Regions from separate parts of the Homo sapiens genome. Here region 1 is linked to region 2. The links are chromatin contacts, found by Hi-C or POLR2A ChIA-PET in ENCODE. All regions are on one chromosome and are shown on one strand. The core of a region is the stretch at or near the end of the contact, and the rest is flanking DNA. Distances in the headings are between cores, read along the strand shown.

Region 1 (4,049 bases), core at 438-2,937, 160 kb after region 2:
TGCAATTGTTGCTACTGCTGTTATAGTTGAATGTGTGACATAAATGTCACATGTATGAATATGTAATCTTGTGCCCATGCCCCACTTGAGGTTATAGCACCTAGAATTGAAAAGAGGGTAGTCCAGCCTGCAGGAGAAGAGGGAGGGGATCCCCTCACTCCTTTGCCATGCCACACTTTTTAATCAATGAAACCTAAGTTAACATTAACTTTGTTTAAAAAAAGTAAGTTAATTCTGGCTGTGCGTGGTGGTGACTCATGCTTGTAATCCCGGCACTTTGGGAGGCCGAGGTGGGCGTATCACTTGAGGTCAGGAGTTTGAGACCAGCCTGGCCAACATGGCGAAACCCTGTCCCTACTAAAAATACAAAAATTAGCCAGGCGTGGTGGCACAAACCTGTAATCCCAGCTACTTGGGAGGCTGAGGTGGGAGAATCACTTGAACCTGGGAGGTGGAGGTTGCAGTGAGCCAAGATCACATTGCTGCACTCCAGCCTGGGCAACAGAGTGAGGTTATATAAAGTGTGGTTCATCTTAATTTGATAACGGAGATTTTATGTAAAATCTCTTCTGCACCACCATTTTAGAGATCTTACTTGAAGTGCTGACTTGTCAATGACAGAGATACTGAAGAAACTGCTAAATGAATGCTATTTGAGATGGAGATTTTGTATTTTTATGAATCAAAATAAATAAATAAAAATAAGTTAACTCTGCTGACAGCCATTGTACACAACTGATTTATACTATCTTCACTGCCAACTACATTTCCTGTCTTCTTCAGATTTGTCACAGCTACTTATCCTGTATACATGCTATTGACTTTAGGACACATGTAGTGGCCTTTACATGTAGTCTCTTTAAAACAATTCTTGCTATACTACCAAGTTTAACCAGCCTAAGACTTAGGATCTTGATTTGACCATTTAATTTATTCTATTTAATTTCACATCATCCCAAATTTGATAAACGTGCATACAACATCCTCAACCAAATCACTGTAAAAAGAATTAAAGAAAAAGGCCAAGAACAACCCTAGACACATTCCTCCATTTGATATCAATCTATTAAATAGCTATTGAGACAATTATCAATATACATAATTACACTTACATCCCAGCCCCAATATCACTTCATCCAGAAGTGTATTATGAGAGACCTTCTGAAGTGCCTTGTTCAAACTCAGATTTCCAAGTTCTCTGCCCTTTCTAGGTCTGGAGGTCTGGACACCCTGTTAAAGAAAAAAGTTTGCTGTGACAAGTGTCAAACCCAATCTGGCTTCTCATGAAGTAGGTGCTACTGCCTCTAGGGACTACTCACCCATTCATCTGATAGGGTCTTACAGAATCGAGACCACATTCACTATTGTAGACCAAAGTTTATTGAAATTACTACTCCCCCTTTTTAGAAATGTCAAGCATCGCGATCCTCAAACTTCTGCCTTTCAGCCATTCTTGGGCTCACCATGATTTCTGGGAAGGTTTCATATTCTCAATTTCAAGTTCAGAAATATAACTCACCCATTTGACAGACTTCAGATCTCTAATGGAACAGCTGCAATTCTCTTTCAGTGGCTAAAACCAAATACTAACATTAATACATGAACAGCCCACTCATTAGAAACCCAGGTTTTGTGTTTAGTGCTGTTTGAGTAATTCTGTGTCCCACAGGAGCAGAGGATCTTCCAACGCTGTTTGCGCTCCCCAAAGACTCTTGCACCATCAAGCTAACAGCAAGGTTACTGACGGAAACAGATTTTTCTAAAAATATCCTTGGCAATGTGTGGACATGAAACACATGCCACATATATTTAGTCATAAAAATATAAAAAATTTATTTTTGTCTAGCAACTATTTATTTCCAGATGTGTGACTAAGCACAGCAACCAAATCATACCTGACTTAAAAAAAAATTAAGACCAGTCGAGCTGCCTAACCACAGAAGAAAGGTCTATTAATAATTTAACCCTCGTTGCTACTGGCAAGCTGGCTGCAGACTGAAGCACCAGCTTTATCCTCCTGGTTAGCTTAGAACATAGAGTCTGCAGTACAGGAATCTTACCACTCAAAGATGTTTCATACTTGTCTGAATTGGAATGCATAAGATGTAACCTTAACAGGTCTTTTCTATTAATTAGACGAGACTTTTATTTAAAGAAAAGCCTCACCTTGGAAAAACAAGTATGAAAAATATAAAAACCAGGTTTAAAACACCTGGAAAATGTGGTGATTCTACTCCAATATGACTATTCAGTTGTTCATTTATTCCAATTAAAGTGTAATCCTGTAATGTGTAAAGTGTAATGTGCTGCTCTAAATTAGTGTGGGTTTTGTGCTTGGCTTGTACTGCCACCTGGTGGTTTTCTACATGTAGTAACATCAGACCCAGGAATGTCTTGAATTAGTATTCATTTAGCAGTCTATTCAGTATCTCTGTCATTGACAAGTCAGCACTTCAAGTACGATCTATAAAATGGTGGTGGAGAAGAGATTTTACATAAAATCTGTGTTATCAAATTAAGACAAACCACACCTTATTTAATCACATCATTTTTATGTGAACACATTTAGCATAAAGATTAGCAAATCTGAGCCGGGTGCGGTGACTCACGCCTGTAATCCCAGCACTTTGGGAGGCCGAGGCAGGCGGATCACCTGAGGTCAGGAGTTCGAGACCAGCCTGGCCAACATAGTGAAACCCCTTCTCTACTAAAAGTACAAAAATTAGCCGGGTGTGGTGGCATGTGCCTGTGGTCTCAGCTACTTGGGAGGCTGAGGCAGTAGAATCACGAACCCGGGAGGCAAAGGCTGCAGTAAGCCAAGACTGCACCACTGCACTCCAGCCTGGGCAACAGAACGAGACTCTGTCTCAAGAAAAAAAAAAAAAAGATTAGCAAATCCATAATGAAAATTCCATAAGAGAAAAAAATTTAAGGGTAATTACACCCCCAAAATAAGAAAAAAATGAATGAAAAAGACAAGGCCTTTCCAAATATAGGCCTACCTGGCTTTTGATAAAAACAGGCCTAGCGCGGTGGCTCACGCCTGTAATGCCAGCATTACAGCATTTGAGACCAGCCTGGCCAACGTGGTGAAACCTTGTCTCTACTAAAAATACAAAAATTAGCTGGGCAAAATGGCACATGACTTTAGTCCCAGCTACTTGGGAAGCTGAGGCAGGAGAATTGCATGAACCCAGGAGGTGGAGGCTGCAGTGAGCTGAGATGGTGCCACTGCACTCCAGCCTGGGTGACAGAGTGAAAAAACAAAAATAAATTAAAAAATAAACGCAAACACCAGAAAATTGGGAGTTAAATAGTATTACTATAATATAATAGTATTACTATATAATATAATAATATAATAGTATTACTATATAATATAATAATATAATAGTATTACTATATAATATAATAATATAATAGTATTACTATATAATATAATAATATAGTTTAGTAGTATTACTATACAAAAGTAGTTTCCATAGGTTTCTTTGATATGTTTTAGAATTCATGTTTCTCTTTTGTGAAATGTCTCTTTTTGACTTTGGCTCTGATGATTTCCCAGTGTTCATATGGATAAATGTGAATATTTTAAAATTAGGGTTATATTTCTTTTAATTACATTTATTATAAGAATTTTACCAATTGATACATGGAATTTTCTTTAATTATTACTTTAGTGACAGAACAGTTTTAGATTTTCCCAAATCAAGACTACCAATTATTTTCTTATTCCATTTTTTTATTTATTTTTTAAATACATTTTATTCTGAAAGGTAATATTTGTTTTGAAAGGTAACACTTTCTCATGGTTCAAAAGGGAAGAAAAGTCTCTGTTACTTCATCATTCATTGTAACCAGTTTCTTGCCACCTCTGAGAAACAGCCATTGATTTTTATGTTTAGTAAGTTTTTTTTACAATAAAATATTTTCACTTAGCCTTTCTATCGTGATTTTTTCCATTTAATTTTTAAACTACATAGACATTATTTTGCTTTTTAATATCAAGTAAATCTCTTTTTTGTTTTTTCCAAATGGCAAATCACTGT
Region 2 (4,042 bases), core at 932-3,431:
AATCTCGGCTCACTGCAAGCTCCGCTTCCCGGGTTCACGCCATTCTCCTGCCTCAGCCTCCCGAGTAGCTGGGACTACAGGCGCCCGCCACCGCGCCCGGCTAATTTTTTTGTATTTTTAGTAGAGATGGGGTTTCACCTTGTTAGCCAGGATGGTCTCGATCTCCTGACCTCATGATCCACCCGCCTCGGCCTCCCCAAGTGCTGGGATTACAGGCGTGAGCCACCGCGCCCGGCCACCATGCCACTTCTTAATGATGATCTAGGACATGATTCACCAAACTATAACCCACCGGTAAAATCTGGTTGTGTAAATAACACTTTATTGGAAAACAGCCACATTCAATTGTTTACATATTGTCTGTGGCTGCTTTTGCACTACAATGGCAGCACTGAGTAGATCTAACAGAAACTATATGGCCCACAAAGCCCCAAATACTTACCATCTGGCCCGTACAGAAAGAGTTTGTTTACCCTTGATGTAGGAGGTTGGATGGGGCAATCTATCTTCAATGTACTTTTAGCAAAACACATAAGATTTGACAAACAGTGGCCTTAATGTAAGACTACTGCTTATCTCACCTAAAGTCTAGAGGTAGGCAGGCCCAGTTGGTTCACAGATTGAACAATGACCTCAGAGACCCTGGATTTTTACCCTCTCCCATTCTGCCATCTTTATCAGATTGATTTACCACTTCAGAGTTTCCAGATAGCTACAATAGCCACAAGCATCCTCTTAGGACAGCAACCAAGACAGAAGAAATGGAAAGGGCAAAACAGATATTTTCTTATGAAATTCTTTATCATGAAAAAAAAGTTTTCCCAGAAAGCCTTGGTAGAAATTCTCAAATTGTTTTGCATGCATAGCCTTGGACCAATCACAAAGTGTACTGAGGTTTGCCATGGTGGGTTTGGAGCCAGGGTTGTCATGCCTGGTTGCATATTAGAATTATCAGCAAAGTAACTAACAAATTAGAAAACATTAACATCTGTGCCCTATCTCACTCCAATCATGGCAGACTCTTTCAGGTGGTTCCTAGTAGTGGTATTTTTCTTTTCTTTAACTCTTAAGAAGATTCTAATAGGTAACCAGGAATGAGAACCACCAGTTGAACTAATCATCATTCATTTCCTGGGGCTGAACATGTTTCTACATGAAAAAAAGCAGGGTTTATTGTATGGGAAGAAAAAGGAACAACTGGGTGGCTTCTGGGTAGGCGATCAATGAAGTTTGTCACAGTCATCTACATAGATACTGAAGCAATTCATATAAATGGTGGACTTGGGGGAAAGAGACTGGGAGCCAGAATCCACCCAGAATCTTCCATGAATGAGGGGGAGCACCTAGAAAGTTTATGGGTAACCCCTTCAAGCAGGGTAAAGGTCCATGAACTTCATTGGAAAAAAAGCCTACATGTAAAGATCACAGGAGACGGAGGTGTTGAGGGAGGGTAGGAATGTAGGAAAGAAAGGAGTGCTAAGGATACAATTAGTTCAATATTGGGCATATTGAAAGTAAAGTGTCTGTTATTTCAAGGTTGAGGTATCTAAAAGACTTACCAGTCTAGAGTTCAGAAAAGAAGTAAACTGCATTCTTTCTAGGACATTTTTTAGAACAGGTGGCTACTAAGAATTTCCCCAGGAAATTGGCTTAAACTGGAAATGTCCCAAGAAACTACTATCTATGGGGATGATGAAATCATGAATCGGAGGTTGTTCTGTGAGATGCTTAAAATACAAAGAAAAGTAAATATCTGCACCTTGAGATACAACAAACATAAATCAAACCTAATGCCAACTGTTAAGACTGTCAATTTATCCTGAACCCCTTCTAAAGATAACAGACATTTTGATATTTTACTTGACACATTTCAAGCTTTGATGGTAAAAGGAAATCACACTATTTTCAACTAATAAGAATAATAAAATTAGCAGGACAAATCCAAGACTTCCAATTCCAAATCCCTTGGATTGAATCCTCACTTAATCCAAGCTCTGATTTGCACATGACTGGTAACTGCAAAATCTGAGTGACCTTTTCATCTCCAATGAAACGCCCTGGGAAAATTGTTTTCCTTGCGCTCATTTCAAAACAGTAACTGCTCTACTTCATTTAAGATTCCTTGTCAAGGGAATTCAATTAGCATCAGCCTGAGGTTACCTCAGGACTTCTTAAAGTTTTTTATCCTGTGAAGTCCCTTGGGTTTTCCATGACTCACATCTACTGTCCACACAAAATAAGTTCACATTTCATCTTACAAATTCTGAGGTATTTCTGGTCTCCCCCTCACTATCACATCAAATCTGAAAGGAGGAAGTGCCCAAGGGGAGGGAGTAGGTGGTGAATGCCAGGTCACCCATAGTTCACTGCCTTTTCCCCAAGCAGCTATCCAGAGCACAGGGGCTGCGTCTCTGTGGCTTCCTGAGAATAGCCCATGATCTCCCTATGGGTCAACTCCCAGTTTAGAAAACACTGGGAAAATACTGAACGTCTGCTTTGTATAAAGACAGACTCTGAGTTAAATAGAACCCAGGAATGCTGAAACAATAACATTTGACAAATTTGCTCTACTAATAGCATAAAAATCTCAGCTTATCAATGGGAAAATATTTATTGCTTGCTATTATTAAAATTAAACAGGCCATCTTCATTGAACTATCATAAGATGAAAATTCCATTTATTCAGCCTCTAGTTCAACAAGTACTTGAGTGCCTACTATGTGCAAGACACAAGGTGACTAAAACACAATTCCTACTTTTCAGTAAACAAAAAAACTAAAAAAAAAAAACCCTTGCCAAAAACATAATATGATGCTATAATATGTCACAAAGGTGTCAGGGTGTGCCTGATTATATCTATAGGATTGCTATGATAGGCCTGCCAGAAATCCAACCACATGAGGCTCTTTCTAGGACGGCATCACGAGGACAGCATCAGGCAGGTAAGTCTGGCACTTCTGTACCTTCCTGGTCAGAGGGTAAGTGCAATTCTGACAGCCTATGGCTGTCAATTGGATGTTTGCTCTGTTCTTTGAGTAAAAACAGAAACAGCTGTTTTTACTAACATAAGTGATATTGGGCCAGATAGGAACACATCTTGGTACACTTTTCCCAAAAAGAAAGATTAATATCACCAAATTGTAAACAAATTTAGTCATTCAACAAATATTTATCAAGAGCCTACAATGTAGCGCAGTCACAAAGTTGAGGCCTAAGGAAAACAGGTAACACATGAATAATCTGCAGGCAACAGGAAGTAATCAATCTGATATATTTACAATTAATGAGATCTCATTGGAACAGAGTGTCCAATTGGTGACAAATTTTTAAAAGATGTGTGGAAACTAGAGCAGATTCAAAGTAAAATAGTAAGAATGATTAACAAAGAAAATTAGGTTACATAGGAAAAGGTTATATTAGAGTTCCTTAACTTAGAGAAGACTAAGGGCTGACTTGATTATCATCTTCATGACTGAGAGAGGCTTGATGCTGTTTTCCTTAAAGGCTCAGATGTGAGACAATGGGATAAAATTAAAGCATGTGTTTAGCCATTGATCCAATCAATAAACACACATAATAGGGGTATCTGCCTTGTTACGTAAAACAACAGAAGATTGTAGAAGCACGAAGAGAGTACAACATAGTCCCTGCTAATGAAAGGCATTTCATTTGGACATAGAACATAATTCCATAAAAAATCAGTTGATAAAACTCAAGAATTGGCTGAAGGAGAGTATGTAATATGAATAAATGCCTAGACATTGTCAAGAAGAAAATCGATTGCTACTCCAGATCATCACAATCAGGGCATAGAGCGAGATAATAACTCAAGTTTCCTTATACATTTGTGATACTAGAATCTGCACCCTAGTTTTACAGTCAACAGTTCCCTACAAAGTGACATTAAAAGTGATATATAACTATGATGTAAATAACTGGATTTATATTTGACCACTGACTAATATTATGATTTCATGTCATATATTCTTATGTCCATTTCTTTTTTTTATTTTATTTTTTATTTTTTTATTTTATTATTATT

Evidence for each region. Hi-C counts contacts between places; a loop is a spot of excess contacts on that map. ChIA-PET counts read pairs that join two places held with the same protein, here RNA polymerase II (POLR2A). Pooled maps may share reads with other maps.
Region 1: a loop to region 2 is called in a pooled map, with 3 times the contacts of the local background. The contact joins two enhancer-like sites. A Hi-C loop is called at or near these places in 3 of 168 maps with a recorded cell type or tissue (IMR-90, MCF 10A and mammary epithelial cell), 1 of 37 single-sample maps with no recorded cell type and 4 of 50 pooled maps. POLR2A ChIA-PET finds 5 or more read pairs at or near these places in 3 of 52 experiments (AG04449, AG04450 and BJ).

Annotation. Positions count from the first base shown.
Region 1 is chr5:112,144,769-112,148,817 of GRCh38, forward strand. It overlaps a transcript of EPB41L4A not described here. Among named protein-coding and RNA genes, the nearest start is that of EPB41L4A-AS1, 14 kb to the right of the region's middle. Within about 2 kb of position 1,688, at least 5 of the 41 ENCODE cell types and tissues checked have a DNase peak (open chromatin) inside an H3K27ac peak, as active enhancers do.
Region 2 is chr5:111,981,975-111,986,016 of GRCh38, forward strand. The region is part of intron 3 of NREP-AS1 (NREP antisense RNA 1); the gene reads left to right. Among named protein-coding and RNA genes, the nearest start is that of NREP-AS1, 71 kb to the left of the region's middle. Within about 2 kb of position 2,182, at least 2 of the 41 ENCODE cell types and tissues checked have a DNase peak (open chromatin) inside an H3K27ac peak, as active enhancers do.